Linked DNA regions of Homo sapiens: region 2 is linked to region 1. Evidence: read pairs that join two places in POLR2A ChIA-PET (ENCODE). Cell type or tissue: PC-9. All regions are shown on one strand. Each heading gives the region's core, and the rest is flanking DNA. Links, peaks and the distances in the headings are about the cores only.

Evidence for each region. Peaks named below come from ENCODE experiments on the same cell type or tissue, not always from the same donor. Only the 100,000 strongest peaks of a DNase experiment are listed, where the experiment ranks them.
Region 2: POLR2A ChIA-PET joins it to region 1 with 16 read pairs; 2 of 35 experiments call an interaction of 5 or more read pairs at or near these places.

Annotation. Positions count from the first base shown.
Region 1 is chr10:329,846-345,096 of GRCh38, reverse strand. It overlaps DIP2C (disco interacting protein 2 homolog C), which reads left to right. Exons shown (of 37, transcript NM_014974.3): 27 at 1-98; 28 at 179-288; 29 at 3,768-3,898. It overlaps LOC124902362 (a long non-coding RNA gene), which reads left to right and starts at 3,905. Exons shown (of 2, transcript XR_007062030.1): 1 at 3,905-4,318; 2 at 9,245-10,072. RefSeq lists an enhancer at 1-513. In PC-9, for the core only: no CTCF peak of the experiment used is centred there; no DNase peak of the experiment used is centred there.
Region 2 is chr10:93,581-108,831 of GRCh38, reverse strand. No RefSeq gene overlaps it. Among named protein-coding and RNA genes, the nearest start is that of ZMYND11, 34 kb to the left of the region's middle. In PC-9, for the core only: no CTCF peak of the experiment used is centred there; no DNase peak of the experiment used is centred there.

The DNA.
Region 1 (15,251 bases), core at 2,702-10,701:
CTGTCTGATGACGACACAGCTGATCTGTAAGTTGCTGCGGTCCAGGGAGGCGGCGGCGGCTGTGGACGTCAGGACGTGGCCCCTCATCCTGGACACAGGTTGGTGCTTTAGCTGCAGAAGGTGGTTTGCTCACGGCCTTGCTCAGGCTGGATCTGCTGATAGTCATGTTCCTCTCCAGATGATTTGCCAAAGAAGCGGCCTGCCCAGATCTGCAAACCTTGCAACCCAGACACTCTTGCATATCTCGACTTCAGCGTGTCCACAACTGGGATGCTAGCTGGCGTAAAGGTGAGGGGGGTGGCTGCGGGCGGTGGCCATGGAGGCAACTGCGGAGCGTGCTGGAGGTGGCAGGTCACGTGCTGGCTCTCAGCGCCTCTCGTGTAGTCAGACTGAGATGTGGAAAGAGGTATACATACGTGTTTCATTCACGGTATGACACGTATGACCATTTCCATCCTTAACCAGGCTGACTGATTCTGTCCAAATGCCCCAAGTATGTTTTTATGTGAACACTGTCTCAGCTGACAGTAGAACACTGCGAATGTTTTTCTCTTGCTGGTTCTCAAATCCGAACGCTCTGTGATAAATTTCTGCACACTGCACTTTCTAGCGTTTTAACCTGGGCTCTATTAGAAATCATCATGACCCTCTCAGCTCAGATGCCGCCCTTGCCGAGGTGCCGTGCAAACCCCCCCCCGCCCCGCCCCCGCCCCACCCTTGGGGACTTCGCAGCCTTGTGTGCCGTCTGCCCCCATCTGTGGGTCTGACGGGTGAGCTGGCTTTACCTCGCACAGTTCTCACGCTCTGTCCACCTCTTAGTAGAACTGAGGTGGAATACCAAAGTAGCTACAATATGAAATAAAATAATTTTTCAAAAGCTTTTGAAAAGAAATGTTTTCAGATCAAGATGATTTACTTACTGTGGTCTGAAGTTAGCTGTGACCCTCCCACTGTCATAGCCAGAAGAGAAGCAGCTGCTTCCAGTCATACCGTTTCATGGCCCGCTTATAGTCTCAGCGTCTGACGTAGAGTAGACCATCAGAACGTTCCTGGCTGCTTTTCTTTAAGTGGTGTCAATTCCTGTTTCTCTGCTGAAGTCCCGCAAAGGCCCCGCTGGCTTTGTGACCCACAGCCAGGGTGTTGGGAGCAGCCTCTCTTACACCCCATACACGGTTGTCCATGCCCTCGTCTGTGAATTCCCACTGGATCCTGAGGGCAGGGCTGTGTCTTACTCTTCGGTTCATCTCCAGCGCTTAACACAGTGTCTGATCACAAGCTCTCGGTATTTAGTATTTGCTAAGCTGAAGAACTGAATTCTCCACCTAGAAATAGTGCTTTGCACAGAGCAGCAGTTCAGGGCAGGCTTGCTCTAGTTGCTGATCTGAGTGGGTGGGTAATTTTAGGAGGCAGGGTTTGACTAACTCCTAATCCAGGGAGGCAGGAGTCTGGATGGATGTTGTATAAATTCAGTCTCATTTCTCCTTTAAACAAAAATTTGCCTTAAAAGCAAGCTAAAAAGAATTATTTACATTTTACATTTTATAATAATTCTACGTTCCCCTGTATGAATATAGTAAAACAGTTACGAAACCTTCTCCCAGGCAGAACTTCCAATAGTGATGGAACGTTTTACAGTGGGAGGACTCCCACCTCCAAGTTCTCTCACCTCTTGCTGGAGTGATGAATGAATGATGGGGAGCCAGGCATTTGGATTTCCCCAGTTATTACAAGGCTCTGTGCTGGTCCCTTTACAGTTTAGCTCTGGTGACATTCTACTTCAGATCAACTTGTGACATGTTTTTTTGTTTGAGATGGAGTCTTGCTCTGTTGCCCAGGCTGGAGTGCAGTGGTGCGATCTCAGCTCACTGCAACCTCCGCCCTCTTGGTTCAAGCGATTCTCCTGCCTCAGCCTCCTGAGTAGCTGGGACTACAGGCATGCGCCACCACCCCTAGCTAATTTTTTGTATGTTTAGTAGAGATGGGGTTTCACTGTGTTAGCCAGGATGTTCTCGATCTCCTGACCTTGTGATCTGCCCGCCTCGGCCTCCCAAAGTGCTGGGATCACAGGCGTGAGCCACCTTGCCCAGCCGTGACGTGTTTTAAAACCGCAAAAATCAGACCATTTTGTATGCTGCTTTGACTTCCTTTTTCCTCTGAGGTTTGTTTGGCTAGAAAGCTTCTGTGAGAAAATTGATCTTATTAATATATTTTATTGTATTTCAAAATAATTGACATTACACACAGACTGTAGGGGGACTATTACAGGGATTAGGGAAGAGGAAGATGCGGAAGCTCTTCACTGTCTGGTCATGATGGGATGATTGGATTTTAGCCACCATCTCCATGCAGGATGGTGGAAGATAGTGAAGGGCCCTGGAGTGTAGGAGGACCTGGGCTCTAACTCCTAGCTCTAACTTATGTCACAGGCAGCAAAATCTTTAACTTCTGTGAGCCTTCACTTTCTGATCATTAAGACAGCTGAGCCACCCAGCAGGTCTTGCTGGCCACATGCTGCACAGCAGAGGCTATGTCCAGCCGTGGAGATAGCCGTGAATAAGACAGGGCCTCGACCAGCAGAGGAATGCACCGTGGTGCCTCCCCTACCTGTGGGACGGTGTGTTAGAGAGAGGGTCACACGAGGCCAGGCGCGGTGTCTCGTGCCTGTAATCCCAGCACTTTGGGAGGCCGAGGCGGGTGGATCACGAGGTCAGGAGATCGAGACCATCCTGCCTAACATGGGGAAACCCTGTCTCTACTAAAAATACAAAAAATTAGCCGGGCGTGGTGGCGGGCGCCTGTAACCCCAGCTCCTTGGGAGGCTGAGGCAGGAGAATGGTGTGAACCTGGGAGGCGGAGTTTGCAGTGAGCGGAGATCGCACCACTGCACTCCAGCCTGGGCGACAGGGCAAGACTCCATCTCAAAAAAAAAAAAAGAGAGAGAGTGGGTTACACGAGAACCCCTTCCTCCATGACTTGCTGTTCAAACGCACTATTTCAATAGCTAGAGTTGCTAGGTCCTGGAGGACCAACAGTTCTGAGTGAGGTTTACTCATTGAAAATGAGAACTCCAGTGAAAATATCAGCCACTCACATTCCCCAGACACAACATAGCCCAGCTTGGTGACAGTTGTCGCCAGTCCTAAAAACAGCTTTGGGCCTTTGGGGCCAGGTATCGTGCATTTGTTGTTCTTTTGGGTTTTGTTCTCTAAAATTTATTGAAGAGACAGGGTCTCACTCCGTTGTCCAGGCTGGAGTGCAGTGGTAATCATAGCTCACTGCAGCCGGGAACTCCTGGGCTCAAGTGACCATCCCACCTTGGCCTCCTGAAGTGTTTTGATTACAGGTATGAGCCACTGCACCAGGCCAGCATACATTTCATTTGGCCTTATTGTCTTAAAGATGTCTTTGGGTGTCAGGCCCCACGCATTTAATGCGGCTTTATTGTCTTGTAGGTATCCTTGGGTATGAAGTCCCATGCATTCAGTGCAGCCCCGTATTGTCCCGGGTGTCTGAGGGTGTCAGGCCCGATGCGTTCAACACAGCCTTGCGTTCAGTGCAGCCCCGTATTGTCCCGGGTTTCTGAGGGTGTCAGGTCCGATGCGTTCAAAACAGCCTTGCGTTCAGTGCAGCCCCGTATTGTCCCGGGTGTCTGAGGGTGTCAGGTCCGATGCGTTCAACACAGCCTTGCGTTCCCTGCAGCCCCGTATTGTCCCGGGTGTCTGAGGGTGTCAGGTCCGATGCGTTTAACACAGCCTTGTATTTTGCAGATGTCTCACGCAGCCACCAGTGCCTTCTGCCGTTCCATTAAGCTGCAGTGTGAACTTTACCCCTCTAGAGAAGTGGCCATCTGCCTGGACCCTTACTGTGGACTGGGATTTGTCCTCTGGTGCCTCTGCAGGTAAGATGCCTCTCTATATCTTTACATTAAAAAAAATCATGCACCTTCCTCTCCAGACCTTAGACCCAGCCAGGCAACCTAAGCACTGCCCCCACACCCCCACTCCTGCCAGAGGAGGCCTGGGGCTTACCCGTGTCCCTCTACTTCTCCTGGTGGACTTGGCTCTCGGGGAAAGCAGCACCTGGGGTGACTTTGACTTTCTGCAGCAGGGAAGGAGCATTTTGGAGAGCCGTCTGTTGCGGACCTTTATTTCTGACAATCAGAAGACTCCCAGGCTCCAGGCTTGGTTCTTATGCCTGTAAAACCTGGCGATGGTGCTGGGCCTGGGTTCTCGCTGGGCCAGCAGGCATTGCAGGCTGTCACCTCCCTCAGGCTTCACCCCAGCTGTTACTGCGGGGCTTAGGCTGGGCAAGCCCAGAGGTGAGTCCACGAGGGCTGAGCGTTCCCTGGGGTGCGGCACTCTACCCAGCAGCCGGCTCGGAGCCTGGCTTACAGCAGGTGCTCAGCAAGTATTTATGGGATGAATGAATGACCAGAAAAACTTATGGATGTTTCTTGGCTTTTTTGTCTGATTATACATACATGTTCATTGTAGAAATTATAGAAAATATGAAGAAGAAAATAAAGCCATCAACAATCATAGCACCTGATAAAGAGTGTTACCAATAAATACCCACTATTAGCATTGGGCATATAGTTTTCAGAGTTCATTTTCTAATGGAGCGTTTTCAAGCAAGTAAGCATAGAGCATGTCCAGTAATAAACACCCGTGACCATCATCCAGCTTCACATTTCAGCATTTTAGCAGTTTTGTATTATCCGCCTGCTTTCCCCCCTTTTTTTTTAAATGGGTATTTTAAAGCTAACACAAACATAAAAATAATTTCACTCATAAATCTTCTTTACACATTTTATGAATAAATATATGTTAATATATTTATAAAACTGAGACGCTACAGTATGAAATTGGTTATGATTTTCTCAAAATTTATAGTGGATCTTTTATCTTTTTTTTTTTTTGAGACAGTCTTGCTCTGTCACCCAGGCTGAAGTGCAGTGCCACAATCTCAGCTCACTGCAACCTCTGCCTCCTGGGTTCCAGCGATTCTCATGTCTCAGCCTCCCGAGTAGCTGGGATTAGAGGTGCCTGCCACCACGCCCTGCTAATTTTTGTATTTTTAGTAGAGACAAGGTTTCACCATGTTGGCCAGGCTGGTCTTGAACTCCTGACCTCAAGTGATCTGCCCGCCTCGCCCTCGTGCGCCACCGCACCCAGTCAGATTTTTTTCTCCTGTCAACACTCTTCTGGAACAAATATTTTTAATGTGTGACTAATATTTAATAGTATTAAGTTGTATTAAAATGTAATTCTGTATTTTTGAAAAATACCGATATTCTAATTAGGACAATTCAGCTTTTTGAGAAAGCAGATAAAACTGAATAAATGAAATATTTAATGATTTTTGCCTCAATCCAAAATGCCATAACATTGTGAGTAAATTTTTTTTTCTTGGAAAATCGCTCAGAACATGGCCTCAGGTATATGCGCCAAGCTGAACGGCAGAGGTCTGTTCTGAACAACGGCCCTTGTAGGGTGACCGTATTTCATTTGGCAAAGTATACCAGTAAAACTGAAGCCAGCCGATGGAAGCCTCCTGCCTGCAGGCTTACCAAGCCTGGCTCCCCATGGAAACCAGAGAGAAGATGTTTGTTGCAGGGAAAGTAAGTTCTCCGTGTGAACCCACAATAACAATACACTCTTTAAGGGTTTGTCCAGGTTGCGATGAAATTTGACAAGCATCTTTCCTGCAAAATGTTACTAACTCAGAAGTCACAAGATCACAGTATTCTGTTGATTGCCCTTGCAACAGTCAAAATAAATATAGCCATGAATCTTCCCATTAAAAAAGAAAAAAATCTCTATAGAAACAGATCCCAATGGACTTGCTTTTAAAAAACAAAAAAAGCACTTGGGTCCTAGATCCACAATGACTAATACATAAGTTAAAAATAATAATGACTTCCCTTTCCCATGCAGTTCAGCAGGTCTGGGAAGAGAATCAGGCAGAAGAGGCCCTGGGGGTGTAAATTTGAGGACGCCTCGACCTCAGGCTGTGCTCCTAAGAGTGTAGCAGGGTGGGGAGTGTGTCTTGGTGGGGGCAGCCGCGCAGGGTGCCCAAGCCCACGTCGGAGGAGGGGAGTCCACAGAGGGGTGTCCTGGCGTGGGCTGTGGGAGCCAGGCAGGGTGCATTGTGGGAGCCAGGCAGGGTGCAGGGTGCAGGTGGCGTGGGCTGTGGGAGCCAGGCAGGGTGCAGGGTGCAGGTGGGGTGGGCTGTGGGAGCCAGGCAGGGTGCAGCGTGCAGCGTGCAGGTGGCGTGGGCTGTGGGAGCCAGGCAGGGTGCAGCGTGCAGGTGGCGTGGGCAGTGCCAGCCAGGCAGGGTGCAGCGTGGGGGAGTCAGAGCTTGTTCTAAGAATCGGCAGCAGCCGAGGGAGATCGGCTCCGTGTGGGGAATTAGAAATCAGTGCGGCCAGGCGTTAGTCATGGGGGTACGTTCCAAATGGGCGATTTCATTATGTAAACATGGAGTTTGCTTGCACAGACTTGGCTGGTACAGCCTGACACACCCAGTCCGCAGTCCTGTGCAGCGTGTTAGTGCACTGAATGCTGTGGGCAGCGGTAACGTGATGGTAAGTGGTCGTGTGTCGAGACATATTTAAACACAGAAAAGGTACAGTAAAAAGATGGTATAGAAGGTGGGAAAAAAAAAAAAAAACTGTGTAGGGCATTTCCCATGACTGGAGCTGGCAGGAGTGGAGGTTGCCCAGGTGAGTTGGCGAGTTGGTGAGTAAGCGGCACCTGAACGTGAGGCCAGGACACGACTGCACACTATTGTGGCCTCTGTAAATACCAGACACTTTGGCTACGCCAAGTTTGTCAAAAATATTTTTAGTTCTTCAGTAATAAATTAACCTTCGCTTACTGTAACTTTTTAACCTTAACGTTTTAATTTGTAACATTTTTGACTCATCTATAAAAACACTTAGCTTATAACACAAACACATTATACAACTATACAAAAATAATTTATCTCCTTTATAAGCTGCTTTCTATTAAATTTTAAAAAACATTTGAAGCTTTTGTTAAAAACTAATATATACACGCATACACATCAGCCTAGGCCTCCACAGCACACACACAGCTTCCTAGGCCTCTACAACACACACACACGCACACACACACACGACTGTCTAGGCCTCCACAGCACACACATACACATCAGCCTAGGCCTCCACAACACACACACACAGCTTCCTAGGCCTCTACAACACACGTGCACACACATCAACCTAGGCCTCCACAACACACACACACAGCTGCGTAGGCCTCCACGACACACGTGCACACACACAGCTGCCTAGGCCTTCACAGAACACACACACACATCAGCCTAGTCCTCCACAACACACACACACATCAGCCTAGGCCTCCACAACACACACACAGCTGCCTAGGCCTCCACAACACACACGCGTACACACACCGGCCTACGCCTCCACAACACACGTGCGCACACACACACAGCTGCCTAGGCCTCCACAGAACACACACACACACATCAGCCTAGGCCTCCACAGCACACACACAGCTTCCTAGGCCTCTACAACACACACGCACGCACACACACACAGACTGTCTAGGCCTCCACAGCACACACATACACATCAGCTTAGGCCTCCACAACACACACGCACACACAATCAGCCTAGGCCTCCACAACACACACACACAGCTACGTAGGCCTCCACGACACACACACAGCTGCCTAGGCCTCCACAACACACACGCGCGCACACACCTGCCTAGGCCTCCACAACACACGTGCACACACACACACAGCTGCCTAGGCCTCCACAGAACACACACACACATCAGCCTAGGCCTCCACAACACACACACACCGGCCTAGGCCTCCACCACACACACTTGCACACACAGACAGCTGCCTAGGCCTCCACCACACGCATGCACACATCAGCCTAGGCCTCCACAACACACACACACACACAGCTGCCTAGGCCTCCACAACACACACACGCACACACACACCAGTCTAGGCCTCCACAACACACACACACACACACACACACCAGTCTAGGCCTCCACAACACACACACACACACACACAGCTGCCTAGGCCTCCACAACACACACACACACAGCTGCCTAGGCCTCCACAACACACACACACGCGCACACACCAGTCTAGGCCTCCACAACACACACACACACACACACACACACCTGCCTAGGCCTCCACAACACGCGCACACACACCAGTCTAGGCCTCCACAACACACACACACACAGCTGCCTAGGCCTCCACAGGGCCAGGGTGTTCAGTGTCACTGTTTTCCCCTCCACCTCTTGTCCCACTGGAGGGCCTTCAGGGACAGGACGCAGACGGAGCCATGATCTCCTAGGATAACAATACCTTCTCCTGGAAGACCCTCCTGAAGGACCCACTGAGGCTGTTTTACAATTTACTTTCTTTTTTATAAGTAGGAGGATGCTGTAAAATAACAAAGTACAGTAAATTCATAAACCAGTAACAGTTGTTTGTCATCATGGTTAAAGTATTAAGTTGTGTACATAATTGTATATGCTCATCAAAAACCTAATCCACCGTGCCCAAGTAGGCTTCATCTCTAAGATGCTAGGTATCATATGCAAATAAAAAAATGTGATTCATCGTGTAAACAGAACTGAAGACATGATTGTATGTGCTGTGCTTTTATATGACTGGCAGCACAGGTTTGTTTAGACCAGTTACCACCACCAACACAAGTAACGTGGTGTGCTTCAGCATCTCTAGGCAGTAGAAATTTTTCAGCTTCGTTACAGGCTCATGAGACCACCATTGTACACGGACCCATCCTTGACCAAAGCATCGCTATCCTGGGACCTCAGGGATGCTGATTTTTAAATTTTTTTTTAGAGATGGCGTCTTGCCATGTTGCCCAGGCTGGTTTTGAACTCCTGGGCTCAAGCTATCCTCCCACCTCAGCCTCCCAAAGTGTTGGAATTATAGGCATGAACCACCACACCTAGCCTACAAAAACATTTTTTTTTTAGTTAGCCGGGTGTAGTGGTGTGCGCCTGTGGTCCCAACTACTTGGGAGGCTGAGGTGGAGGATCACTTGAGCCTGGGTGGTTGAGGTTGCAGTAAGCTGAGATCACGCCACTGCACTCAAGCCTGGGTGACAGAGCGAGACCCTGTCTCAAGAATAAAGATTGCAACAGGTTGTAACACTTTGAGTAAAATAGGAAATTTTCCAACTATTCAGATACACAGATGAACAAATGGAAAGCTTGATGAGAAGTGAGGATTTCTATAGTAGCCATCCACGAAATAGTTAAAGGAAAGAGAGTCTTCATGGTGGAAAAGCCTGAACCAGCTGGTCCAGGCAAACCTCAGTGATGGTGAAGCCTGTAGCACACAGCGGGTGGGATGAAGAGAGCCGCATCCGCGATACTCCTGCCGAAGATGCCTGTCCTGGATCTCCCCATGTGGAAGCACCAGCCCCCAAGTTAGGGGACTGATTGGACAATGCACCTGCCTAGAATCTTCCCAAAGCCTGGTGTCGTGAGAGTCACGGAAACATCCAGAAACTCGCTCTGGGCAGCGGGAAGCTGAGAGCCGACCACTTTCTTGCAGTGTGCCTGTGCAAACTGGGTAATTGGGGATGGCTAGAGAAACTTGAACAGGGTCTGAGCTGGGACAGGAGGAATGCGTTGGTTTTCTGATTTTGATGGCTTAGGTGTTTATGGAGGAAAATAGACTTGTTTGTTGGAAATCCCCCCTGAAGTGTCTGGGATTACGCATCAGGTCAGTGATTCACCATTAGATAATCCAAGGAGAGAGAATTATTTTAAACGTACTTGTACATTTTCTATAACTTTGTGATTGTTTGAAAGTTAAGTAACACAAATAATTTGTGTCCTCATCCTAAAGCTTTCTTCTGTCATAGAGGATTGTTTATCTGAGACATATGAGTATAATGGTATTGTTTCAAAATATTTTTTAAGATTACACCTGTTTTTAAAAATTGTGTCAGATAGCCTGTATTCATGTATTGGAAGATTCAATATTATTAAAATGGTAGTTCTCCCCACATTGCTTTATAGGTTCAATGTAATTCCTACCAAAATCTTGGCAGGCTATTTTTTGGGGGTTTTTTGGGGCAGAAATTGATAATATCCTGAAGTAAATATAAAGGACCCACAATAGTGAAAGCAGTTTTAAAATAGGTTAACAAAATTGGAGAATTCAGAACTTCTCATTCCTGATTTCAAAAATATTGCAAAGCTGCAATAACCAGAACAATGTACTGGCATTGAGATAGAGTGATTATATATATGAGAAACAGAATTGAGAGTCCAGAAATAAACCCTTATATTTATGGTCAAATAATTTTTTAATAGAGTTACCCGAGCAATTCAATGAAGAAAAGTTTTTCCAACAACAGATGCTGGGAAATTCGGACATTCACATGAAAAGGAAAAAAGATTAAACCTTGACTCAACGTCATATACCTAAGTTAGTTCAAGTGGATCATAGATCTTAATGTAAGAGCAAAAATTATAAAAATTTTAGAAAACACAGGAGTAAATTTTCATAATCTTGGTTAGGCACAGAGTTCATCAAAGGTATACTACATAAATACTGATAAACTGGACTGGAACAAAATTTAAAACTTTTGTATATCAAAAGACAGAATTAAGTAGAAAGACAAGCCACAGTCTGGGAAAAAATATTTGCAAATTATAAATCTCATGAAGCACTTCTAAGCACCTATGTAATAAATTTTTTCTTTTTTTTTTTTTTTTTTTTTGAGACAGTCTTGCTCTGTCACCCGGGCTGGAGTGCAGTAGCTTGATCTCAGCTTACTGCCACCTCTGCCTCCAAGGTTCAAGTGATTCTCCTGCCTCAGCCTCCCAAGTAGCTGGAAGTACAGGCATGCACCACCACACCTGGCTATTTTTTTTGTATTTTTAGTAGAGACAGTGTTTTGCCATGTTGGCCAGGCTGGTCTTGAACTCCTTACCTCAAGTAATCTGCCCGCTTCAGCCTCCCAAAGTGCTGGGATTACAGGCGTGAGCCACTGCACCCAGCCTATGTAATAAACACTCAAAACTCAGAAACAAGCAACATAAACACGGGCAAGAGATCTGAATAGATATCTCACCAGAAGAAGACATACAAATGGCCAATAAGGACGTGAAAAGATACCTAGCGTTAATTAGGGAAATGCAAATTAAAACCACAGTGAGATACCACTTCACACCCACTAGAATGCTGTCACCGAAAACACAGGAAATAAAGTTGGAGAGCTCGTGTTTTCTGACTTCAAAACTTACACTGCAAAGCAACAGTAACCAAGAAGGTGGAAAAACGAATTCTCATACATTGATAGTGGGAATGTAAAATGGGGAAGCCACTGTTTGGCATGATCTTAATTAAGCAGACTTGCTGCATTGACTCAGCAGCTGCACTCCTAGGAGAAAGGAAAGCGAACATCCACTCAGAGACTTGGTGTAAGTTCCCTGGAACCTCGGTCAACACAAGGAAACAATCCAGGTATCCGCTAGCAGGTGACTGAACAGGTGACGCCTGCCACGTCCACATGGTGGGTGCTTCTGCACAGGATGAGCTCAGAAGCACCTGCTGAGGGAGGGAAGTGTGGCTGTGTGGTAGGCAGTGTCCAGAAAAGGCAAATTTGTAAACAAAGTAGAATGATGACTGGGGCTAGGGCTGGAAATGGGACTGACTGCAGATGGACACGGGATCCCTTTCAGGTGATGGGAATGTTCTAGAGTAGTGACCATTTTACAACTCTTCAATTTTATTAAAAGCCATTCTGTGCTTAAAATGAGTGAAACTTAGGGTATGCAAAGTATACCTAAATAAAGCCGACGGGTGTTTTAAAAAGAATAGGCCGGGTGCGGTGGCTCATGCAGGTAATCCCAGCACTTTGGGAGGCTGAGGTGGGTGGATCACTTGAGGTCAGGAGTTTGAGACCAGCCTGGCCAACATGATGAAACCTCGTCTCTGCTAAAAATACAAAAATTAGCCTGGCGTGGTGGCACACGCCTGTCATCCCAGCTACTCAGGAGCATGAGGCAGGAGAATCACTTGAACCCAGGAGGCAGAGGTTGCATTGAGCCAAGAATGCACCACTGCACTCCAACCTGGGCGACGGAGTGAGACTCTGTCTCAACAATAAAAAATAATAAAGTGCTTCATTGCAGTAACTCAAGTGTGTAGGGAGACCCTGGGCTGGATGGCATGCCTGCTGGCAGACAGGGTATGACCCAGGACCCCCAGGTGAGATGAACCTGTCTTGTTGAATTCCCAAGTTAGGAGAGTTTTCAGTTGTTGGTATATTTTGTCAGGTTAGTAATCTGAAATCATCAAATTGCTAATGTGCGAATGTGTATTACTTACCAAAATGTCTATTTTTATTCTTTTTGAAGTTAAGATCTGAAGAACAGCTCAGGTTCCCAACATTCTCAGAGAATAATGTCTTGAGAATAAGCAACCTGCTCTTAAGTAGGTTTGTCTTGTCCATAGCAGAATTTATTGCCAGTGCCAAAAATCAATTTTGGCTAATACAGCAATTAATCAAAATTTGCTGTATTGAGTGAGGTAAGGGCAATTAGGAAATCATGAGTTGGGTTTTCTATTTGTTTCTGCTGTCAAGATTTGTGTTTTCTTAATGTTGATTTCTTATTTATGGTGATGAGGAGGGAGGTGAAACTATATTTAGTTTTCACAAGTATATTTGAAATTCTCTGGCCAGGAATTCACACTGGGTTCCCAAGCCCGTTGTGTGCTGACAATTCTGACAGAGCAAATCATTAATGCTGATGTGTATTTTTGAGGAAGCCACTTCCAGGGACACTTAGAAATGGTTAAAATGACTTTGGGTGTCCGAGGCAGGAGGATTGCTTGAACCTAGGCGTTCAAGACCAGCTTGGGCAACATAGTGAGACCCCATCTCCACAAAAAAAGTTTTAAGTTAGCCAGTCATGGTGGTATGTGCCTCTAGTCTCTAGTCCCAGTCATGGTGGTACGTGCCTCTAGTCCCAGATACTTGGGAAGTGGGAGGATCACTTGAGCCCATGAGGTCAGGGCTACAGTGAGCTGTGATCACACCACTGCACTCTAGCCTGGGTGACAAAGTAAGACTCTGTCTCAGAAAAAAAGAAAAGAAGTGGTTAATATGGTAAATGTTATGTTACATATGTTTTACCACAGTAAAATTTTTAAAACTAAGATGAAATGGCCAGTTTACAGCAGAGTAAAAATTCGAGGCCTGATATTCACCCCTTATGTGCCTAACCCTGTTCTCAAAGTATTAAACCCTTGGAAAGGTCACTATTTGCTAGAAAGTCGTCCCTCGGTGTCCACGGAGGAGATAGGTTCCGGGACCACTGCAGAAAGCAAAGAGCGAGGATGCTCAAGTCCCTGATATAAAATGGCATCATACGAGCACATCACCTATGCACTTCCTCTCTCATGTTTTAAATAATTTCTGGATTACTTGTAATACCTAACACAATGTAAATGCTGTGTGAATAGTTGTACTATGTTGTTTAGTCACTAATGATAAGAAAATCTACAAGTTAGGTATAGATGCAGATTTTTTCATGAATATCTTTGATTCATGGTTGAAGCCAGGGGTGAGGAACCCACAGACACAGAGGGCTATGTGTCCTTTTGAAAAGAATAAATCAAGCTTTGGAATAAGAATGAGGAAAGAAATGGAAAATTGCCCAAAAACGCCTTTGTCACATTTGCCGAAGAGTAGTTTTTCATACTAAGGGTCCCGTTTGAAATAAATTTTGTTAGCCAACCTAACTTCCTTACATTTCTTTAGTTGGATTCTCTTATAAACAATTATGAAAATTTTTAGATGAGATTGGCTACATTAAAGAACTGGCTTTAGTATTATAGCATAGTAGTTAACAAGGCCTAACTCGTTAATCATAGTGCTGTTTCACTGATAAAATTTTGCGTAGGCCTCTTATGGCAGCTCATGCCTATAATCCTAGCACTTTGGGAGGCTAAGATAGGAGGAGTACTTGAAGCCAGGAGTTTGAGACCAGCCTGGGCAACAATACGAAACCGTATCTACAAAAAAAAAAAAAAAAAAAATTAGCCAGGCATAGTGTTGTGCATCTGTAGTCCCAGCTACTCAGGGACTGAGGTGGGAGGATGGCCTCAGCTTGAAAGGCAGAGGTTATAATGAACCCAGATCACACCACTGCACTCCAGTCTGGGTGACAGAGTGAGACCCTGTCTCAAAAAAAAAAAAAAAAAATTGTGTAGGTTGGGCATGGTGGCTCATGCCTGTAATCCCAACACTTTGGGAGGCCAGGCACATCTTACATGGCCACAGCAGGAACAAGAGAGGATTGCTTGAGCCCCGAAGTTCAAGATGAGCCTAGGCAACATAGACCCTACCACTGAAAAAAAAAAAAAACAAGCATGGTGGTGCACACCTGTGGTCCTACTGACTCAGGAGAGGCAGGAGAATTGCTGGAGCCCAGGAGTTTGAGGTGACAGGTAGCTATGATTACACCACCCTACTCTAGCCTGGGCAACAGAACGTTCCCGTTAATTAAATTGTAAATCTTAGAACGTGATTTATCTAGGATATTTTATTTTAATGTATGGTATCTATTGTGAATTCATAGTAGTAAACAAAATTAAAACCATTAAAAATGTAGTTTTGACAAGTTGTTAAATCCACACTTACCCCATCAATTGATAAAATATGTAATCTATCACTTTTTCATTTCTCTAAATCTGTTCTCTAGTATGAAGGTAAAATTAAAGAATCGTTATTTTTCTCTATTTCTTCTGTTTGGTAATTCGTTGGGATCCTTTTTAGTAAAAATCTGATCTTAAAAAGATTGAGTGACTAACTTTAATTACCATAATTGTCTTTTTTTCACCCTGGCTGTCAGTTTTCTAAACCAGGTATAGGCCTGCTCTTTATTAAATTGCTGTTTGGTAAATATTTTAGGTTCTGTGGTCTCTGACCACTCAGCTCAAAGCCACTGGAGACAATATTTAAACAAATGAGTGGTGGTGGCCCTGTTCCAATAAAACTTTATTTACAAAAACAGGAAGTGTCTGTGGTTTGCCAGCTCCTGTTCTGAAGCTGGACTTTTTTTTTTTAAACCGAAATTTGATCCCTGTGTTTTCTACTAAGAAAGAGGATCCAGTTTGCTGATGTCGCAGGTCTGAGAGACATCACAGCATCACAGCGTTTAGTAGTCTTA
Region 2 (15,251 bases), core at 2,315-10,314, 240 kb after region 1:
TTTCTACTAAAAATACAAAAATTATCCAGGCATGGTGGTGCATGCCTGTAATCCCAGCTACTCGGGAGGCTGAGGCAGGAGAATCACTTGAACCCAGGAAGCGGAGGTTGCAGTGAGCCGAGATCATGCCACTACACTCCAGCCTGGGTAACAGAGTGAGACTGTGTCTCAAAACAAAAAAAAAATAGAAATTTTTCTTCAAAGGAACATACATTCTGTAAGACTTAGTTTGAGATTAAAAGTGCTGTAATCATCATGGTAGTAAAATAATAAATGTGATATATCTTAACATTGCTGACATTTATTATAAATAAAAATATTATAAATAAAAATTACTTATTATAAATAAAAAGTAGTGTGTCCAGCTAATCTCCTATTGTTTAGTTAATAGATGACTTTTAGAATTTATTAGCTCAGCAGTTTGATGAAACATACAATTCTCATTTAATAGTCTACCAATTATATTCAGCTTTCGTCCTATAAAGAGATTATGTCTTACATTGCAAAGAGACATAAAATCATTGAGTTTTGTCATTTCAATATTTCAAATACATTGATGATGGAACAACATTGTCTGAAACACAAATGAGGCAGAGTTGCTATGCTTGAAAGAAAACTTTACAATGTCAAAACTTAGGTTTCGTTCTCATTCCCTTAATTGATGTGTGGTTCAAACGATGTCACCAAGTTAACCTCTCTCTTTCACAAAAATCAACTGAACTGCTCAATCTACATACAGACTTTGTGGCGGGGGGCACGCAGTAGGGAGAAGAAACTTTGAGAGGGAAAGCTTGGAAGGGTTAAGATTGTGAAAGGAAAATTTACTTGTTTTAGCCACTCCTCCCAGAAGGAAGCTTTGACCCCTAGGGAATCACTCCAGGAGCTTTTGCCATCCAAACCCACATTGTAGTCCCCCTGCAAAAAGTAGAGGCAGGTCATGCTGAAAGTAGCACACATGTAGGGTATGAAGCTCACAAAGGAGCTGGCCTATAATGCTCTGTCCACTTAAATAGCAATCTCAGCTGCATCCCAAGATTTTAGAAGTCTTTATCTCATCAGAAAGGGATCAAGAACAACTGCTTCTCTGCCTGGTGTATAGATCTGTGTATTCCATTCCTCCTGAGCTTTGCTTTGTTTCTTTCTTTTTTTTTTCTTCTTCTTCTTCCTTCTTTTGGGGGTGGATGGGTTCCATTGTCTATTGCTTTGCTTTTTTATTTTCCAACAAAGAAAACCCTGAGGATTAAAGAACATAATTTTTCCTTCTAGGCTCCTGGGTCGTTATGTTAAATTACACAATATTCTTCATTTCCCCATTAAGTACATTAATTTCCTAGACATATGCTTTGTCTTCATAATAGTCACAGATGTTAAGTTTCATGTATATGTATACAAAATAAAAAAAACTTAAGAAGCCACATGAAAGGCTTACTATGGGAGGTTAAATTTAATTACTATCACATATATTTACTTATGTAGTATTATTTATTGCTATTGAGGATGAAACTGACCTTTTTCTTCTCTTGTCCAAATTCCTATCTAAGGGGCCTAGGTGTCAGAGGCATTTGAACAAGAGCAATTCCATCTTCAACAGGGGCTGGGTAAAATAAGGCTGAGACCTACTGGGCTACCTTCCCAGGAGGTTAGGTGTTCTTAGTCAAAGGATGAGATAGGAGGTCAGCACAAGATTCAGGTCACAAAGACCTTGCTGATAAAACAGGTTGTGGTAAATAAAGAAGCCAGCCAAAATTCGCCAAAACCAAGACGGCTACAAAAGTGACCTCTGGTTGTCCTCGCTGCTCATCATACACTAATGATAATGCACTGGCATGTTAAAAGACACGTCCACCAGCACCACAACAGTTTACAAATGCCTTGGCAACATCAGGAAGTTACCCTATGTGGTCTAAAAAGGGAAAGAACCCTTAATTCCAGGAATTGCCCACCCCTTTCCTGGAAACCTCATGATGAATTCACGCCTTGTTCAGCACATAATCAAGAAATAACTATAAGTATATTTAGCCATTCAGCCCATGTTGCTGCTCTGTCTATAGAGTAGCCGTTCCTTTATTACTTTGCTTTCTTAATGAAATTGCTTTCACTTTATGGACTCGGCTATAATTCTTTAATCCGTGAGGTCCAAGGACCCTCTCTTGGGTTCTAGATTGGGTCCCCTTTCTGGTAACATAGGGAGTCATGGCTACAAACCATAAAATCTCTTCAGATGGGTTTTATTTAACCCTATATAACATGGCTTACTTTCCAATCTGACCCTGGCATAATTTCACATGACAGATAAAGAAGGAAATCAAAATATTTTACCCCCAAATATGTTTATTTGTAATATTTTGAAATGGCCTGCAAAGCCATTCTTGTGGAGGGAAATTCTACCTGTAAAGAACCTCTAATAATGTAAGTAGATCTTTCGCTGTTCCAGGCCCTCCCAATCCTGAAGAGAAACTGAGAGTCTAGCACCCTTTGGAGGGTCTGAATAAGAAACACTCGCTATCGATTGTCTCTAAGGGTGGCTTTGTCTACATAATAAGAATCCTGATCTCCACAACCCCTTATCTTGACGCAGCCACTCCTTTCTATTGATTCCAAGCCTTTAGATAACAACTCTTTCAACCATTTGCCAATCAGAAAATCTTTGAATCTGCCTATGACCTGTAAGTCCCAACCGTTCAAGTTGTCCCTCCTTTCTACATGGAACCAATGCATACTGCAAATGCATTGATTGATGTCTTATGTCTCCATAAAACATATAAAACCAAGCTATAGCTCAATGACCTTGGGAAAATGTTCTCATTACCACACGAGACGGGGCCTTGAGCCTTGGCCGCTCCTATTTGGCTCAGAATAAACTTCTTTAAATATTTTTATAGAGCTTGACTCCTTTCATCACTACTTTTGAAACTCAGGTAATAGTATCTCATAGTAATGAGAAATAATATCTTCTGATGTAAAATTCTATTTCTGTCCTGTCCTTGTGTATTTAAGGTTAATAATTGTCTCTTCCATATTAATGTATGTATCAATCATTCTTAAACTTTACAAGTGAATATCAGAAGTTTTCTAAGTTATTCTAGGCAAAGTCTGACAAAATAGAGTATCTGAGTATCTATTTATGTGTTCACTAAATATTTTATTTGAAGATTTTGATTGTTTTTGGTAGATGCTGTTACTCGGTGGTGGTTTAATATGTGCCTTTGACATCTGGAGTAGCATGTGGCAGTAGTATTGATGGCAGCGGCAGGAGCCAGGAACAAGAGGGAGCCCTACCCCTTCCAAGTTGGGGCAGGAGCTCCCTGGGTGCTGCTGCAGCCACTCTAGTCACAGCTGTGGACCCAGGTCTCCCCCTCCACAGAGCAGGCAGGAGCCCCGCCCTTCCAGGTGCAGCTGCAGCTGCCCAAGTCGTGGCTGCGGGCCGGACCTCCCTGTGCTCTTGGTGGTAGGAGGGAGGCAGAGGCAGGCAGGAGCCCCGCCCTCCCAGGTGCAGCTGCAGCTGCCCAAGTCGTGACTGTGGGCCGGGCCTCCCTGTGCTCTTGGTGGTAGGAGGGAGGCAGAGGCAGGCAGGAGCCCCGCCCTTCCAGGAGCCCCGCCCTTCCAGGTGCAGCTGCAGCCACCCAAACCGTGGCTGTGGACCCAGGCATGTCTGCACTCTCGGGGACCCAGGAAGGCCCCCCTTCTCCCCTCACAGGCTCCAGAGCGCCTGCTTGCACTGCCTGACTTCTTCCTGCTGTCAGCCCCTGCTCCAATCTTGGAGCAAAGTCGGGGCCAAGCCTGGGTGCTTTCACAGCCCAGCCGGGTGTGCACACACTCAGGGCGGTGCTAACATACCAGCCCCCTGTCGCCTTGGATCCCTCTGGACTTTGGGTGCTGATCAGCATAGGAGGGAAGTCAAGGGGGTGCTGAGGGAAGCTTGGCACTGGCCTGCAGGCACCCCTTGGCACCTACAGCCTGGGCACCAGGAACAGCAGGAAACAAACAGGTTCCAGGGTGGAAGGGCGGGGGGGGGGCGGGGCCTGGTGAGGCCTCACCTTCAGGCCAAGGGGGTCCTAAAGGCTGGTGACTGGGCTGCCAGTCCCGCAGACCAGAGTGGGAACTTGAGGTGCCTTTTCTGGATTTGCCCATGGACCAATTGGCATGCACTTCCTCCCCTCTGAGGCCCATAAAAGCTCCAGGCTCAGCTGGGACTGAGCAGACATTGGGATGACCTGCCAGCAGAGAGAAGCTACGCACTCCAGGGCCACTTCTCTGCTGAGAGCTGGAAAGATGACAGGGTGACTTGCCTGCAGAAAGGAGCTTTTCACTCCAGGGCCTCCTCCTTGCTAGGAGCTGAACACTCGTTGGAACACCCTGGCTGTGGAAAGGAGCTACCCACTGTGGGTCTCCTCTGAGCTGTTCTGTATCATTCAATAAAGCTTCTCTTTGGCTGGCTCACCCTCCACTTGACTGTGTACCTCATTCTGCCTTGTCGCAGGACAAGAACTCAGAACCCATTGAATGGCAGGGCTAAAAGAGCTGTAACACAAACAGGGCTGAAACATGCCCCTTGCTTGCCATGTTGTGGGCAAAGAGAATGAAAGAATAGCCGTGGCCCTTTGGGAAGCCCAGACCTGGGAGTTCCCTGAGTCAGGGCTGTGACTCCCTCTTTAGGTCCCTGTGGTTCTGGCATCTCTAAGCTTCCAGGCATCGCTGTGTTCCCTGGTGCCAGCCGTGGAAGGTGCTTGCAGTGCACCTGGTCCAGCTGCAGCCTTGCAGAGAGCTGGTGTCAGCACCTGGAGCTGCCCATCCCACTGCAGCAGCCGGCATGTCTAACTGCACTGTGGCCAGACCCAGTGCTCGCTCACACACCTCTTGCTGCCCCATGCCTGGCTCACCCCTGGCAGGCATGGGATCCAGGCTGGTAGCATAAGCCAAGCGCAACCTTCCAGGCCAAGTGTGTGGAACGAACCCAGAGTGCCCGATCAAAACTCAGGCAAAGGCACCACCGGCCAGAAAAGTGACACCTCAAGGATCCGGTAACAGTATGTGTATCACGCTTGTACGTGCATAGAAGTGACTTTGTATAATTTTACATTTTTTAGGTCGAATAATGAATGCCAATCAACAGGGTACAGAGGTTTATGATTTCCCTTTTTTTGAACTAAGGTTTAGTTGTCTCTTTTTGGACATTTCCGTTTATATATTGCAGGAAGTAATAACTTCTTGGCGCTTTTTTATTGACAAACAGGTCCTGATCTGGGAACAAGTTTTCTTTTCTGTCACTGCTGACTTATTTTTAGTCATTGGAATACAATTCCATTATATTCATTAACATGAGATTAATCAAATGAAAGATTTTTTAATTGAAAAGAATCAAAATTCATCTTTGTAAATAAGGCTTGAAACCACTAGCTAGACACAGATCTCAGGAATCACACCACAGGGTTAGAATTCTGTACTCTGTGGATGAAAAGAGTCAAACATCTACCACATACATTTAAGATATACATTGGTTTGGTCCAGAACGATGCACGAGTTGAGCGTGGGGCTGGGGGTGAGGGGGTGCTTCCGGTTTATAAGTAGATTTTTAAATTTTGTGGCAGGTAATTGGTCGAAAAAGTTACTATCAATAGAAACGAATGTTACAATAAGAGGTAGTGGAGACCAAAGTTTTTTTTCTGTTCTGTTTTGTTTTGTTTTTTGTTTTTGTTTTTTTTGAGACGGAGTCTCGCTGTGTAGCCCAGGCTGGAGTGCAGTGGCACGATCTCTGTTCACTGCAAGGTCCGCCTCCTGGATTCACGCCATTCTCCTGCCTCAGCCTACCAAGTAGCTGGGACTACAGGCGCCCACTACCGTGCCCAGCGAATTTTTTTAATATTTTTAGTAGAGATGGGGTTTCACCATGTTAGCCAGGATGGTCTCGATCTCCTGACCTCGTGATCCGCCTGCCTCAGCCTCCCAAAGTGCTGGGATTACAGGCATAAGCCACCGAAGTTTTATCATCCAGATTAAGCCTTCAGGTAGCAGGCTTCAGAGAGACTAGGTTGTAAATGTTTCTTATCAGACTTAAGGTCTGTGTTGATGTTAACACTGGAGGGTATAATGAGGCATGTCTGACCCCCACTTCCCTCCACGGCCTGAAGTAATCTTTCAGTTGCATTTTAGAGTGATCTGGCCTAGGAGGAAGTCCATTCAAATAGTTGGGGTGGCAAGGGGAGCTTAAAATTGTGTTTTTGGTTTAAAACTCCCAGAGGCAGAGCTCCGTGTTTAAGAACAAGAAGCTGGGACAAGAGCTTAGCTCTATAGAAATAGCCAAGTCTAAGGCCACAGGTAGCTCTAGATATGAGGAAGTAACAATTCTTCTACAAATGGAGTGCAGGCTTCTTGTGATTTTTTCCATTAAAACAAAACTACATAGATAGCCTTAGGTTTTAAAATACTGCCTTTCTATGTGTAGTGCATAGTTTAGGTGTGTAGTTCTTAGAGACAAAATTTTGCACTGCATTCAGCTTTTATTGCTAGTCAGTTCAAACACCATAGTTCCTCTGAGTTAACTTCTTTCTTTTAGCAATAACAGCAGTCATTTAACATAGTACTATATGCTATCTCGATTCTCAGGATGCTCTGTAAGGTAGACTTTATTATTCCTGTTTTACATGGGAGAAATTAAATTTCAGAATGTCTAAGTGGGTTTTCCAGGATCATATACCCAAATTTATCTGAATCCAAGGCAAGTACTCTTTGCATTTACACTATAAAACTTCATCTCTGTAACCTTACCTTGGTCGGACAAGACAGGGGCTAAATCAAGGAACCCTCTTCCATTCAGATTTGCCTTCAATTTTCATAAAACACATTTTGGTCTCCTAATACACTTAAGCACTGTGAATCATAAAAAGTTAACATTTAATGAGGCACTTGCCTGGCATATAGAGTCTCTCTACTCCTTGCTTCTCCTTTCCCTCCTCTGTTACCGCAGTGGCTTTGTTAAACTGGAATAGAGGAATGAAAAATAAAATTAATTGATAGCAGTACTGGCTAAAGATTGCCAAAGCATAAGACATGAATAAAATTTAGTCAAGGGATATGGAATTTTAATTTATTCTTATTAGTCTATTCAGGCTACCATAACAAAATTTCATAGATGGGGTAGGTTAAACAACAGAAATTTATTTTCTCACAGTTCTGAAGGCTGGAAAGTTCAAGATTAACGTTCTAGCCAGTTTGGTTTTTGGTGAGCACTCGCTTCCTGGCTAGTGGACAGCTGCCTTCTCACGGTGTCCTTGCATGGTGGGAGAAGAGAGAGATAGAGGAAGAGAGTTTTTCGATGCCTCTTATAAGGACACTAATTCTATTGTATCATTGTATCAGGGCCCTATCCTTATGAAGGCCATGTTACAGTCACATAAGAAGTTAGGGCTTCAAGATATGAATTTTGGACAGACACAATTCAGTCAATAGCACTCCTAATTTTTCTATTTATTATACTGTGCTTGTCTGAGAGTAGAGCAGGTATGTCATTGTCATGAAAATCACATAATCCATCCAGAGCTTGAATAGTAAATCACTGGAGAGGAATTTATATACATTTTGTTTACTTTGATTTTAAATAAAGTTTTTTGAGACGCGATCTCACTCTGTCACTGAGGTTGGAGTGCAGTGGCACAGTCATGGCTCACTGCGGACTTGACCTCCCCGTTTAGCCTCCCGAGTAGCTGGGACTACAGGCACATGCCACAACACCAGGCTAATTTTCGTATTTTTTTGTAGATATGAGGTTTCACCATGTTTCCCAGGCTGGTCTCAAACTCCCCTGCTCAAGCAATATTAACACCTTGGCCTCCCAAAGTGCTAGGATAACGGGCATGAACCACTGCACCCGATACAAAAAATTTACATTACATATAAATATGTTTAACTTATTAATAAAATTTATTGTCATTCAAAAAGAAATAATCATTGTTAACTATTTCTTCAAAAGTAATGATTTGGCCAGGCGCGATGGCTCACACCTGTAATCCCAGCACTTTGGGAAGCTGAGGCGGGTGGATCACCTGGGGTCAGGAGTTCGAAACCAGCCTGGCCCACGTGGTGAAACCCCGTCTCTACTAAAATTTCAAAAATTAGCCAGATGTGGTGGTGGGCACCTGTAATCCCAACTGCTCGGCAGGCTCAGGCAGGAGAATCGCTTGAACCTGGGAGGTGGAGGTTGCAGCTAGCTGAGATCACACCACTGCACTCCAGCCTAGGTGACAGAGCGAGACTCCATCTCAAAAAAAAAAAAAAAAAAAAGGTATGCTCTGACTCGAAAGTGCTCAGAATTTACAATTGACATATAAATATTGTAAAACAAAATTCACATTTAAACCAATCCAACCTATATTCAGGCCAGAGAAACACAATTCTACAGGTATCATGGGAAATATGTGCTTTATTCCCTATAAAAACGTATTAGTTATTGTGATGGTTAATATTGAGTGTCACCTTCATTGGATTGAAGGATGCAAGGTATTGTTCTTTAGTGTGTCTGCGAGGGTGTTGCCAAAGGAGATTAACATTTGAGTCAGTGGACTGGAAAACGAGACCTACCCTCAATCAGCTGCCAGCAAGGACTCAATAAAAGCAGGGAGAAGAACATGGAAAGACTAGACTGGTTTAATCTTGTGGCCTACATATTTCTCCCATGCTGGATGCTTCCTGCCCTCGAACATCAAACTCCAACTTCTTCAGCTGTGAGACTCCGACTGGAGTCCTTGCTCCTCAGCTTGCAGATGGCCTACCTGCAAGTGGGACCTCACCTTATGATCGTGTGAGTCAGTACTCCTTGATAAACTTCCCTTTCTATCTACATCTATCCTATTAGTTCTATCCCTCTAGAGAACCCTGACGAATACAGATTTTGGTATCAGGAGTGGTTCTAGAGGAACAGAATATTAAAGATGGAGGTCTTTCATTGGTTTTGGGGTTTCTGGAGTTGGCTGGTTAGTATGATTAGACCCAAAAATGCTAAGGACCCTACTTCTAATAGTATGGAGAACAGCGATAGTCCTTGGCATGAACTGTTTAGAGAGTTATGCGAAATAAATGCGTCTGATACTCCTGATACACTGCTCATGAAAGGCAAGGAGTTTAGTGACACTATACATAATACTTTTGACCATATGTGGAGAACCAAGGAATGTAATGAAGTTGATTGGTTGCTTCTAAGTTCACTGGCCAAAGTAGTGAAAGAAAATGATGAACTCAGGGATTCTAACTCCCAACTTCAGAAGTAGATACTGAGCCTCAAATCTTCTAAGATTGCCCTGAGCAAGAGTCTTATCTCCTGTAGAGAAAGAGCTGAAATTGTGGAAAATCAGACACAAGCTCTTATCATGTGCGTGGCTGACCTGCAATGAAAGGTGCACACACACCCTTGCCAGGTGTCTGCTGTTAAGGTGAGGGTATTGATTGGAAAAGAATGGGAACCTGCAACTTGGAATAGGGACATGCAGGAGGACCCTGATGAAACTAGGAACACTGAGCTGGTGAAATCTGATGAGCCTCTTTTGCCAGAAGAAACAACTTCCCTATCCCCAGTAGTGGCAACATCCCCTCCCCGGCCCACACTGCCATCAGCCTTTCCATCTTTGCATGAGGAGATAAACCCTGTGTGCCTGAGGCAACCACGATGGCCTCCCCTGAGGCAGTTGCCAGGCAAGACAATGTTGATTCTTCTCATTTCCCACCTGCAACACCCTTGTTTGCTTCTAGACCTATCCCTAGACCAAAGTCCTGGTGGGCACCTAGAGGTGAAGCTCAGAGTGTGACCCATGAGGAGGTGCGGTACACTCCAAAAGAACGGCTTGAGTTTTCTAATTTATGCAAAAAGCAGAAATCTGGAGAACAGGCATGGGAATGGATATTAAGAGTGTGGGATAATGGTGGAAGGAACATAGCGTTGGGTCGGGATGAATTTATTAATTTGGGCCCACTAAGCAGGGATTCTGCATTTAATGTTGCCGCTCAGGGAGTTAAAAAAGGCTCTAATCATTTATTTGCTTGGTTAGCTGAAATATGGATTAAAAGATCCACTGTGGGGCCAGGCGCGGTGGCTCACGCCAGTAATCCCAGCCCTTTGGGAGGCTGAGGCAGGCAGATCACAAGGTCAGGAGATCGAGACAATCCTGGCTAACACAGTAAAACCCCATGTCTACTAGAAATACAAAAAATTAGCTGGGCGTGATGGTGGGTACCTGTAGCCCCAGCTACTCGGGAGGCTGAGGCAGGAGAATGGCATGAACCCGGGAGTCAGAGCTTGCAGTGAGCTGAGATCGCACCACTGCTCTCCAGCCTGGGCGGTAGAGTGAGACTCCATCTCAAAAACAAACAAACAAACAAAAACACTGTGAATGAGCTAGAAATGCCTGATCCCCTTCGGTTTAATGTAGAGGAGGGATCCAAAGGCTTAGGGAGATTGGGATGCTGGAGTGGATTAGTCACTTCAGACCTAGTCATCCCAGCCGGGAGGGTCCAGAAGATACACCCTTAACCTATACTTTTTGAAATACATTGTGGCTTCAGAGAGAATAGATGGCAAATGTTTCCTATCAGGCTTAAAGAGTCTGTCCTAACAGTCTTAAGGTCTGTGTTGATGTTAATGGTAATAAGACATGTCCAACTCTCCCTTCCCATCATAGCCTGAACTCGTTTTACAGGTTAACTTTAGGATACCCTTGGCAAAGAGGAAATGCCATTCAGATGGTTGGGGAGCTTAGAATTTTATTTTTTGTTTACAGTAGGTGTTTAAATAAAGAGAATGGATAAAATCACTTAGGAAAGGTATTTAGAAAGAAGACAATACTAACACTAATTCTTAAAATCAAGAGTACATACATACATACATGTGTATCAACCCTCAATGCGCAAAATATATTACCATCTATAAACACTCAGGCATACTCATAAGTTTTCCTTTAGGCCTATTCGTGAGAATCACTGAATTATTTAGTTGCTTCTTAAGTATGCTTTTCTTTCTTTTAAATTAGGGATCTTCAAAGAAATTGGTCTGATATGGTTTGACTCTTGTCCCCACCCAAATCTCATCTGAAATTGTAATCCCCACATGTCAAGGGAGGGACCTAGTGGGCGGTGATTTGATCATGGACGTGGTTCCCCCATGCTGTTCTCATGATAGTGAGTGACTTCTCACGAAATCTGATGGTTTAAAGGTTGTATGATCCCCCTGCCCCCTCATGACACCACGTAGGATGCACCTTGCTTCTCCTTTGCCTTCCACTGTGATTGTAAATTTCCTGAGGCCTACCCAGCCATGCAGAACTGTGAGTCAATTAAAACTCTTTTCTTTCTAAGTGACAGTCTCAGGTAGTTCTTAATAGCAGTGTGAAACAAACTAATACAGAAAATTGGTATTGAGAGAAGTGGGACATTTCTATAAAGATACCTGAAAATGTGGAAGTGACATTGGAACTGGGTAACAGGCAGACATTGGGTAACAGGACATGACATTGGAACTGGATAATTGGATCAGTTTGAAGGCCTCAGAAGAAGACAGGAAGATGTGAAGGTTTGGAATTTCCTAGAGACTTGTTGAATGGCTTTGACCAAAATGCTAGTGATATGGACAATGAACATCTAGGCTGAGGTGGTCTTAGATGAAGATGAGGAACATATTGGGAACTGGTCTAAAGGTCACACTTGCTATGCTTTACCAAAGACAATGGTGGCATTGTGCCCCTCTCCTAGAGATCTGTGAAACTTTGAACTTGAGAGAGATGATTTAGGGTGTTTGGCAGAAGAAATTTCTAAGCAGCAAAGCATTCAAGATGTGACTTGGCTTTTTCTGAAAGCATACAGTCATATGCATTCACACAGAGATGATCTGAAATTGTAACTTATGTTTAAAAGAGAAGCAGAGCATAAAAGTTTGGAAAATTTGCAGCCTGACCATGTGATAGAAAAGAAAAACCCATTTTCTGGGGAGAAATTCAAGCTGGCTGCAGCTTAATTTGCCTAAGTTAAGAGAAGCCAAATATTAATCACCAAGACAATGGGGAAAATGTCTCCAGGGCATGTCAGAGATCTTCACAGCAGCCCCTTCCATCACAGGCCTGGAGGCCTAAGAGGAAAAAATGGTTGTGTGGGCCAGGTCCAGGACCCCACTGCTCTGTGCAGCCTTGAGAATTGGTGCCCTGCATCTCAGCCACTCCAGTTCCAGCTGTGGCTAAAAGGGGCCAAGGTGCAGCTTGGGCCATAGCTTGAGAGGGTGCCAGCCCCAAGCTTTAATGGCTTACACGTGGTGTTGGGCCTGCAGGTGTGTAGAAGGCAAGAACTGAGCTTTAGAAGCATCTGCTTAGATTTCAGAGGATGTATGGAAACAAGTGAATGCCTAGGCAGAAGTCTGCTGCAGGGGTGGAGCCCTCATGGAGAACCTCTACTAAGGCAATGCAGAAATGAAATGTGGTGTTGGAGCCCCCACACAGAGCCCCCACAGGGGCACTGCCTAGTTGAGCTGTGAGAAGAGGGTCACCATCCTCCAGACTGCAGAATGGTAGTTCCATTGACAGCTTGCACCGTGCACCTGGAAAAGCCACAGGCACTCAGCACCAGCCCATGAAAGCAGCTGCAGGGGCTGTGCCCTGCAGAGCCACAGGGGCAGAGCTGCCCAAATCATATGCAAATTTCTAAACCTGGCTTGAGTTTCTTCCCAGAAAATGGATTTTTCTCAAGGCCTTGAGAGCCCACCTTTTGCATCAGCATGCCCTGTATGTGGGACATGGAGTCAAAGGATATTACTTTGGAGCTTTAAGATTTAATGACTGCCCTAGATTTGGCACCATGCTTGTACAGCCTGCAGAAATGTGAGCCAAATAAGCTTCTTTTCCTTATAAATGACCTGGCCTCAGGCATTTTGTTGAGCAACACAAACAGACTAAGACAGTAGAAATCCTTGTCTTGTTCCAGATCTTACAGGACAAGCTGTAAGTATGATGTTAGCAGTTGGCTTCTCATAAATGAACTTTATTGTGTTGAGTTACAGTTCTTTTTCTTCTTCAAAAAAATTGCACTCAGGGGTATCCTTAAAGAGGTACACGCCTTCTATGTCTAATCTGGTGAAAGGTTTTTTTCATCTCTCTCTCTCTCTCTTTGCTTAGAGAATGGAAGATAAGAGTTTTTATCATACAAGGATATTAAATTTTGTCAAATGGTTTTTGGCATCGAATGAGATCATTATATGGTTTTTGTCTTTAAATTCTGTTAATGTGGCATGTCACATTTATTGATTTGCATATGTTGCAAATATCATATTGGCATACCATCCTTGCATTCCAGTGATAAAACCATTTCTTAAAAGAAGACATGCAAATAGCTAACAGCTATATGAAAAAATGCTCAGCATTACTAATCACTAGAGAAATTAAAATTAAAACCACAATGAGATATCATCTCTCACCTGTCAGAATGTCTTTTAAAATGTTTATTAACCAACTTATACATCCTGAACATGTACCCCAGAACTTCAAATAAAATAAAAATTAAAATTAGAAAAGATTTAATGACTGCCCTGTTGGGTTTTGGACTTGTATGGGACCTGTAGCCCCTTTGTTTTAGCCAATTACTCTCATTTGGAATGGGAGCATTTATTCAATGCCTGTACCCCCATTGTATTTTGGAAGTAACTGACTTGCTTTTGATTTTACAGGCTCATAGGCAGAAGGGACTTTCCTTGTCTCAGATGAGACTTTGGACTTGGACTTTTGAGTTAATGTTGGAATGAGTTAAGGCTTTGGGGGACTGTTGGGGAGGCATGATTGTGTTGTGAAACGTGAGAAAGACATGAGATTTTGGAGGGGCCAGGGATAGAGTGATATAGTTTGGCTCTGTGCCTCACCCAAATCTCATCTCAAATTGTAATCCCCATGTGTCAAGGAAGGGACCTGGTGGAAGGTGATTGGATCATGGGAGTGGTTCCCCCATGCTGTTCTCATGATAGTGAGGCAGTTTTCATGAGATCTGATGATTTAAATGTGTGTGGCAAATTCCTCCTCTCTCTCTCCTGTTGCCCTGTAAGACGTGCCTAGCTTCCCTTTCACCTTATGCCATTATTGTAAGTTTCCTGAGGCCTCCCTAGCCATGCAGAGCTGTGACTCAATTAAACCTCTTTTCTTTATAAATGACCCAGTCTCAGGTAGTTCTTTATAGCAGTGTGAAAACTAACTAATACCTAGTCAGAAAATTTCTTTTAAGTAAATCTTCTGTCTAAACAAAAATAGCTTTAAGAAGTTGACAAGATTAATTCAGGACATAGAAGATTCTGGTTAGAATTGGATGTTAGGTTAAAGACAGGGTCCTGGGGTGCTAAAGAACAAAGTAGAAAGAAAGCCCTGGGGACAGGGAAGGAATTTGTGCTTTTATCATACAAAAGGGAACTTCTGAGAATAAACATGTAGTCTCATGACTTTATTATTTTCCTAAAGCCAGAAGCCTTTTATTTTGCTTTTCTTTAACAAGCTACACTCATTATTCAGCTTAAGGTCCTTCACTGAGCAGCCATCCCTTAATACAGAGTTTATATCCCAGTAGATTCAATTTTAAAACAAAGTTCCCTGAGATAGTATCTATATTGTATTTTAGACCAAATAGTGGATCATGTATACTAGGGTTTCCTCTACCCCACTAATATTGTGATTTTACTAAGAAAATCTCTTCATTTTTAGACCTGGTTTGTTCTTTAACATTTCACTATTATTTATTATTTTTAGTTTAAGTCCATTTCCAGAAGTTTTCTACCACACATAATTTTATTAAGGTATTTAAATTGGATTCGGTTTAATATCATTTTAAACAAAACCTTCATTTTTGTCTTTGAATTAGTACCGTATTTGCTTTTTAGAAGTAATTACTGTTTCCTAGCACTCAGCAATTTAAAAAAATAACTGGCTTTGTAGACAAACCAACTTTTGCAAATAACTTATGTAAAACTACTTATTTAAAATTTCCTAGGGATCCCCTCTCCTGTTTTGCAGAATGAAGTGTGTGTGTGTGTGTGTGTGTGTGTGTGTGTGTGTGTATGTGTGTGTATGTGTTTAAACCAACACGCAAATTTTGCAGAATGACATTTCTTTCTTTTTTTGTCCGGTTAAAAGCTAAAAAAAAATGACTGAACTTATCCATTAAGAGTCACAACATTTTCATGGTTAATTGGTGGTCTTTTTTCCCCTGAGATTAATTCAATATTCTGTTCTGTATTAATTTCCCCCAGAAAA